Linked DNA regions of Homo sapiens: region 2 is linked to region 1. Evidence: chromatin loops called from intact Hi-C (ENCODE). Cell type or tissue: Calu3. All regions are shown on one strand. Links, peaks and the distances in the headings refer to the core of each region. The heading gives the core; the rest is flanking DNA. Region 1 has its middle 160 kb from the start of KCND2. Region 2 has its middle 100 kb from the start of KCND2.

What was found. Hi-C counts contacts between places; a loop is a spot of excess contacts. Peaks named below come from ENCODE experiments on the same cell type or tissue, not always from the same donor. Only the 100,000 strongest peaks of a DNase experiment are listed, where the experiment ranks them.
Region 2: a loop joins it to region 1, with 8 times the contacts of the local background. A loop is called at or near these places in 3 of 110 quality-filtered maps.

What each region holds. Positions count from the first base shown.
Region 1 is chr7:120,108,070-120,112,484 of GRCh38, reverse strand. No RefSeq gene overlaps it. Among named protein-coding and RNA genes, the nearest start is that of KCND2, 160 kb to the left of the region's middle. In Calu3, for the core only: no CTCF peak of the experiment used is centred there; a DNase peak (open chromatin) is centred at 2,144.
Region 2 is chr7:120,169,113-120,173,527 of GRCh38, reverse strand. No RefSeq gene overlaps it. Among named protein-coding and RNA genes, the nearest start is that of KCND2, 100 kb to the left of the region's middle. In Calu3, for the core only: no CTCF peak of the experiment used is centred there; no DNase peak of the experiment used is centred there.

The DNA of each region.
Region 1 (4,415 bases), core at 234-4,233:
CTCAAAAAAAAAAAAAAGAAAAGTCCATAAGGCTGTCAATGCCCCACCACAGACATCAACTCTTAATACCATGTTCTTCATTTATTACTACACAAGTCATCACTGTTTTGTCTCTCCAAAACACCAGGCATGTTTCTGCCTAAAAGCCTTTGTTCCATATGGGAACATATATAACAGACAAAATAATTGATGTTATTGTTACATGAAAAGCTTCTACTATATATTTTCATTTAATTAATTATGAACCAAATGAAAACTATCAAGTACAATACTAGAAAATGCATAAAAATATGGATACATATGTCACAATAGACCGAGAACTATGAAAATACTAAAAGAAAATCTAGAGAAAACGCTTCTGGACATTGGTCTAGGCAAATAATTCGTGACTAGGATCTCAAAGCAAAGAAACAAAAACAAAAATAGACAAATAGGACTTACTTAAACTAAAAAGCTTCTTTACAGCAAAATAAATAATCAACAGAGTAAAGAGAAGACCTGCAGAATGGGAGAAAATATTTGTAAACTATTCATCTTATAGGGGAATAATATCCAGAATATAATATACAAGGATATCAAACAATAACATTAAAAACACAAATAGCCCCATTAAAAAGTGGGCAAAAAACATGAATAGGCATTTTTCAAAAGACATACAAATAACCAATAAGCATATGAAAAATGCTGTAGATAATTATTAGAGAAATATGAATAAGAACCATCATGAGATATCATCTTACCCCAGTCAGAATGACTATTATTACAAGTCAAAAAATAACAGATGTTGGCAAGGATGTGGAGAAAAAGAAATGCTTATACACTGTTAGTGGGAATGTAAATTAGTACAACCTCTATGGAAAATACTAGGGAAATTTCTCAAAGAACTAACAATAGAACCACCATTCAATCCAGTAATCCCACTTCTGGATATCTGTCCAAAGAAAAGAGAAATCATTATGTCAGAAAGATACCTGCACACATATATTTATTACAGCATTATTCATAACAGCAAAGATATAGAATCAACCTAAGTGTCTATCAACAGGCGACTGGATAAAGAAAATTTCTCATATATATGCATGTATATAGATCTCTTAACTGTGTATGAATTCTTTCTCAGCACATACTTTGACTACCATGTCAGTACTAATCAATTAGCACTATTACATAGGTGCTTTTATGTACTTCGTGCATTACTGCTAGTCCCCATGTATATATATGTATATACACACAATGGAATACTATTTAGCCTTTAAAAAGAAGGCAATTGTGTCTTCTGCAGCAACATGGGTGAACTAGAGGCCCTTAAGTGAGACAACTCAGAAATAGAAAGTCCAATACCATATGGTCTCATTTATGAATGAGAGCTAAATAATGTGTATATATGAACATAGAATGTGGAATAATAAACACTGAAGACTCAGAATGGTGGGAGGATGGAAATGAGGTGAGGAATGAGACATTACTTAATGGGTACAATGTATGTTATTTGGATGATGGCTACACTAAAATCCCAGACTTGACCATTATGCAATATATCCATGCAAAAAAACTGCACCTGTATCCCTTAAATTTATGCAAATAAAACATAATTTTTGAATAAATGATTTCTATGTATTTTTATACTTTCCAAAATTTCTTATTATTAATTTCTAGTCTTATTCCATGCATTAAAAATATGCTTAGTTTTACCCCATAAATATATATGCCTACTACATACAATTGGGGGAACCAGCCCCCAATATTTTAACTTAGGTCCTTTCTATTTTCCCTAAGTGTTGGCCGGTCTGAGAAATACAGAGAAAGGGTACAAAGAGAGAAATTCTACAGCTGGGCCTCCAGGGGTGACATTACATATTGGTAGGACCGTGATGATGACCCTGAGCCGCAAAACCAGCAAGTTTTTATTAGGGATTTTAAAAGGGCAGAGGGTGTACGAGCAGGGAGTAGGTCACAAAGATCACATGCTTCCAAGGGCGAGAAAGATCACAAGGTGGAGGCAAAATTAGAATTACTGATGAGGGTCTATGTCCTGCTGTGCATCTATTGTCTTGATAAACATCTTAACAGGAAACAGGTCTGATGAGAGCAGAGAACCGGTCTGACTAGAATTTACCAGGCTGGAATTTCCCAATCCTAGTAAGCCCGAGGGTACTGCAGGAGACCAGGGAGTATTTCAGGCCTTATCTCAACCACGTAAGACAGACACTCCCAGAGCGGCCGTTTATGGACCTCCCCCAAGTAATGCATTCCTTCCCCGGGGTATTAATTATTAATATTCCTTGCTGGGAAAAGAATTCAGTGATATCTCTCCTACTCACACGTCCTTTTATAGGCTCTCTGCAAGAAGAAAAATATGGCTCTATTCTGCCCAACCCACAGACAGTCAGACCTTATGGTTATCTTCCCTTATTCCCTGAAAATCACTGTTATTCTATTCCTTTTTAAGGTGCACTGATTTCATATTGTTCAAACACACATGTTTTACAATCAATTTGTACAATACTGATCCTGAGGTGACATACATTCTCAGCTTACAAAGATAACGGGATTAAGATATTAAAGTAAAATCAGACATAAGAAATTATAAGAGTATTATTAGGGAAGTGATAAATGTCCATGAAACCTTCACAATTTATGTTCAGAGATTGCAGTAAAGACAGGCATAAGAAATTATAAAAGTATTAATTTTGGGAACTGATAAATGTCCATGAAATCTTCACAATTTATGTTCTTCTGCTGCAGCTTCACTCTGTCCCTCCATCTGGGGTCCCTGACTTCCCGCAACGGACACCCAAAAGATAAAAAAGAAAAGGAAAAAAAAATCATAAATAAGCAGTAAGTATATGTACAAATGGACTGCTAGTGGCAGTGTAATTCTTACAATCTTTAGAGTTATTTAATAATTTAAATCAAGAGCCTCACATTTTTATTAATATTCTTTAAACAATAATTCCTCATTAAATGATATATGTTAAGGAAATAAATATGTGAATTTTTCAAACACGCATTTCTTCACTTTGTTATTGTTTATTTTAATCAAATGTTGGACAGTTTAATTCAGTTAATTGTTAATTTTTAAATTAATAGTAATAAAAAGTCTATTTAGCAGCTCTCTAAATAGTGTTTTGAAGAATATTGGGTGTTTCACAATATGAAGTAAAAACACAGCATACATGTATGACTATGTGTATGTGCATGTGTTTGTGTATGTGTGTATACCACAATAAAGAAATATATTTAAGGGCCAATTATTATTATCTTCAAGTAGTGGTATTGGTTAGAGTTTATCTTAAAATGCGTTCTTTATCTTTTGCTATATTTTAAACATTTTATAATATGAATATTATTGGGTCTCATAATTTCATAATTAACATTTTATAAAGTAATCTGTGCACTTTCATGTTTTTAATGTTGTGTTAGAAACATGATATAGGTTGTTCTGAACTTCAATTAAAACTAAAAGGAGAGACCTGGCATGGTGGGTCACACTTGTAATCCCTGCATTTTGGGAGGCTGAGGTGGGAGGATTGCTTGTGCCCAGGAGTTTGAGACTAACCTGTGCAACATAGATCCAGTCTCTACAAACTAAACAATTAAAAAAAAAAAAACCTCAAAAGCTAAAAGGAGAGAATCAAAGCAAAAAGCAACCTCATCTAGGTCAGTAGATTTGCTTATTTTAAATCTTTTGGAGATCTTATATCAAAAAGTTTTAGAGTAACAGTATCTTTTATTAATATTTGTTACATACAGCATATTAATATTAGCATTATTACATGGTTTGCTCAAGGTCATGAACTCATTTATTTATTTAAAAGTGCTTATTGAGCCATTAGTTCATGCTCAATATTGTTTTACATGCCAAGAATACAACAGTGAACAAGACAGATCCAGTCTGTGTGTCATGGAACTGCAACACTGATGGGCCCTGGATTCAAGCCCAACTTATTTGACTACAAGCTCATGGTCTTTCACTACACTAAACTGAGTCTTTAAAGTAAGCATTTTCTTGTAAATCTAATCTGAAGCTTTATATTTTTCCTTGTAGGTTTTCATTTGTCCTTGTATAAAGTGATTGATCCACTTAGCAAAAATAGCTCAGAATTTATATTCTTTGTAAATAATTCAATTAAAATCTAAATAGTGTGAATGAAATATTTCTCTTCTAGGTGTCAGTTTGCTGGTGGCCACCTGCTTAGACTGTACCTAGAAAGCTGCCAAACAAATATATTCTTTCCACTTGGTAATAGAAAACACTTTTCAGGCCATTACCTTCTGCAATGCATTTCATCTAGGCATTGATTTTAATGAAATAATAATGCACTTGGCACCAGAATATCATCTACCATCCAAAGATCTCCAAGTATATAACAAACATCAATTAAGTAGCACAATAGTTCTGTAAGAGAGAACAC
Region 2 (4,415 bases), core at 204-4,203, 61 kb before region 1:
GATGACATACTTCCTTTAAACTTCCTTTCACTTAACTATACTTAAATATTATTTTTTGACCATGTAAAAAGATGTTGTTGAAGATATTGTTCACTGTGTTTCATTGTCTTCTGTTAACACACAGAGAGAAGTTCACGCTGATCTTAGTTCCAGAAATAGCTATATTTTTTCTAAGCTGCTTCTAACTCAATTATTTGTTTAAAGTGTAACTCACTTCCTTGAAACACAGTCTTTTTTTTTTTTTTTTTTTTGAGACGGAGTCTCACTCTGTCACCCAGGCTGTGGTGCAGTGGTGCAATCTTGGCTCACTGCAACCTCCACCTCCCGGGTTCATGTGATTCTCCTGCCTCAGCCTCCTGAGTAGCTGGGATTACAGGTGCCCGCCACCACACCCATCTAATTTTTGTATTTTTAGTAGAGAGGGGGTTTCACCATGTTGGCCAGGCTGATCTTGAACTCCTGACCTCAGATGATCCACCCACCTGGGCCTCCCAAAGTGCTGGGATTACAGGCATGAGCCACCGTGGCTGGCCCCTATTCCTGTTTCTTAATCTTGGAGAATGGTGTAAGCAACCAAAAATGTGGTATTATTTTTCTTTGCTTCCTTCTCGTTCATCATGTTCCAAGTACAATCTATCACTATATTTTATAAATTCAACTTCTTTAATATCTTTCTATTCCCACTAAAACAGCCTTAGTTGTTTGGATTACTACAACAGCATCCCAATGTAGGTCATTGCCTCCTATCTTGTTCTACTCCAGGTAGCATATTTTGAATAATTTATCATAATATTTGGATAGTAGATTGAAATTGGGTATGTATGTGTTTGTCTCACAGATTGGACTACAAACTCTGAGAAAGTAGGTTCTGTCTCAGGAACAATAGGATTAACATAATTATTTTTCTGTCTGCATGTTAGACATTTGCAAACTCATTGTAATTTTTATGTCAATTCTACTAGTAGTAGAAAATCTCAATGATTATTTCAAGTCATAGCGTCTCCGTGAATGTATTCCATTTTGCATATTTTGGATCTTAGCTCTAATTTTCTCATGTACTCAATTATTTCTCTTGTAGGTATTTCAAGTACAAATCACTTTTGGAATTAAGAAAGATAGAAACAAATTAAATAATATAAACTAATTCAGTAGAGAAACCTGGGCTGGCAGACAACTTGTGATGTCCTTGGGGACGATCAGTTTCCTGTAAATTACATTTGAAGAAATATTAATCTTGCTCAGTGCATGTCTGTGAGGTTTTGTGTCTTTTTATACCTGTAACCTCAGAAATAGCATGCTTCAGTCCACCTCCACTATGAATACTAAAGTATTAATATGTCTACCTATAGAATACTATTTTATTTCATGGTTCACATACTCTATGGATGTGACTTTTTAAATAGTATTAGTAAATGCCATAACTGTCTTTGACCTCATCCTCTTTAAGAGACATTTCTTAAAGCACTGCTGAGAGGCATAATATTAAAAACAATATTAGAAAAATCTACTGCAGATCAGCTTACAGAATATTAAAAATATGTGAAGTTTTTCAATTCTGTAACCCACTGAATTATCTGGAGCTATTTCTGAGGCTGTTGTGAGGGGGAAAGGAGCAGATGATTGGTTGGATGGATATTCCCCACCTTTCTTGGGTTTCTGCTTCAGCCATAGCACCCTGCTCTGGGGATCTGTGGAAGGCAGATCTATGTAATTGTTAGCAGAATTTTCATTTAATGAAGTATTTCTCCCACTCTGCTTCCCAACAGAAATCTCATTGACTGTAGCCTTTATTATTTTCATCTCTTTCCCCAAGCCCTTATTTAAAGTATGCTAGTGTTTTAGTTATCATGATTAGGCCTCAGTTTTTATCTAGATTTTATCAGGATTAATCACTCTGTTCAAAGATAGATTAGTCATCTACCTGCAGAAGAGCCAGAACCTCAATATATAGTAATTATTTTTGAAAGTTACAGGTTATTCCTGTTTCACCAGTTTATACATGCTGATTGTAATTGGATTAGATTAAAACAAAGTTACAGAGAGGGAACGTTACATACAAAAGTGCTTGAAAAAACATGAAAATGAAAATTTTTAATAGTCAACTCTAATTCAATCTGTGTAGCAGATCAATCTGGAACTAGAAAAGTATAAATTGTACCCTAAGTACTTCTGATTCACTTAATCAGAAAAACTTCAAGAAGCAAATATCTCAGTATAAATTGCACTAGAGAACAGTTGTTACCAAACAGCTGGCACAATATCTAAAAAGAGTTATTCTCATTAACAAGATTTTCAATATCTACATTTTAAAACAAATGCACTTAATCTTACTCTGCATGATCACTACTACTCCATTAACTAATTTAGAAGATAAAATGTAAGAACCAGTGTTTCCTAGATGAAGCAGAACACTTCCAGAATGATGGAAAATATTCCAGTCCACTGAGTATAAAATTAGATTGTTGAATGACTGTGGCTGGCTCAGATTCTGAGGTCATGATGACTCTTCCTTATGCTAAGCAGATGAAATGTCAGAATAAAATCATAGCCTGGCTTTAGTTATGAATCTTAAATTAGGTGAGATAAAAAAACCTTTTGAAGTGTCATGTAGTATGATTTAAGTTTGTAGCTCCTTATTCTTATCCAGGGTACTGGAAATCTTATTATATACCATGAAGACAAGTTGCTAGCTAAGCTGACTTTAAATGAGCTTGTATTCACCCTTTGGGACCAGTGAAGTATCTTCTGAATACAGTTAGTTTACAATCATAAACTTGCTCTTGGATTCATATCTTGTTTTACTTTCATTGTTAATATTGTCATTGGTAGGCAGGAAACTACACAAAGCCCAATACATCATTTTGTACATAATTAAACAATTTTATTTCCTCTCCTCTATTTCACTCAACGGTAAAACACATTTAATTTTTGAGGAGGAATTCAAGAATTGATGAGTCATGAATTCAAATTTACTAAGTATTTCGTAAATTTAAAATAAAAAATTTAAACTGTGTTATCTTTGTATTTTTGATACTTGATTGTATTGTATTCTAACTCCCTAATTTCAGAAATGCTGGCTTGGAAGGGGTTCAATGTGTCAACACCAGTACACTTTGCTTAAATTTAGGCACTCTATATAAGGCAAGAGCCCATAAATTTTTTACTCAAGGTTACCACCATTACATGCTTAGCATATTTGAATTATTACTATTATTATTATCATAGATTCTTTAGTATGCTATTTCCTAGATTATAGCCCAGTGACATCATGTGTTGTTCAGTAAAACTTGGAATATTAGTACTTTTAGTAATATGGAACTTGGATCTATTTTCCCTTTTCCATGTCAAAATTTTGAGATGGATGTTTCCTGCAGAACTAATAACTTCAGAAGTCAAATTATGCACAGCACTCTTTGCATTTTTCTCTTCTATAAACTGCTAGAATATAAAAACCAGGAGTCTTCACTGACATAACTTTATATGTTATGTTCATCATTGTCTCATTTCCCTGTCTTTATCTCCCTCTCATAATATTCTATCCCTTTAAGCTGATGGAAACATATATATTTCTTCATATAAATACACATACACAGACGTACACATGCACACACATAAGCATTTTGTTTACAATCATTAATAAAACTTGCACCAAATTTGTGAGGCTCTGCTACTGCCCAGTTCTGAGTAATGAATTTATTTCATCACTCTTGGGTTCTATTTATACTGTTAACTTTGCATTATATATAGAGAGGTCAAGTCCGTTCTGGTCTTTGAATTAATTTTCAAGTTAATAGAATATTAAGCATGATATCCAACTTCACTTTTACATATCCAATTTTCCAACCCCCTCATATCTGATGAATTAATTTTAACCATTTTCTCCTATAGAAATTTAAATGTGTCTTTAGGTATTCCCTTCATGCCAATAGTTTAAATTGATTGCTTCTGTGAGTTTTTAAGGAACCTGATCAATGCTTCCATGTGACATCTTTTGAAGGTCTTTCCAGAATTTTAATGGATACCTTGATTCCAGTCAAATGTGATCCAACATTCTATCTTAGGCTTAAGGAAGATTGATGATATTTGATTATAGTATTCTGTGGGACCAAATTCTTGAAGGAATATAAAACTAGAATACTTAAGATCATAGTAACTGCTTTAAAATAAGTTCGGTTTATGTTAGATATGAAAAGAAGTAGAAAATAATAATGAATCAATAACTGTCAATTTTAATGTTTGTGTCTTTTCAAAAGTCATACATTAAAATTCAATGACTAATGTGATGGTATTATGGGGACGGATTAGTGCCTTTATAGAAGAGGCCCCAGAGAGCTGCCTTGCCAATTCTTCCATGTGTGTACACAGTGAGAGGGTGCCATCTATGAACCAAGAAGGCGGCCCTCAGCAGACTCCAA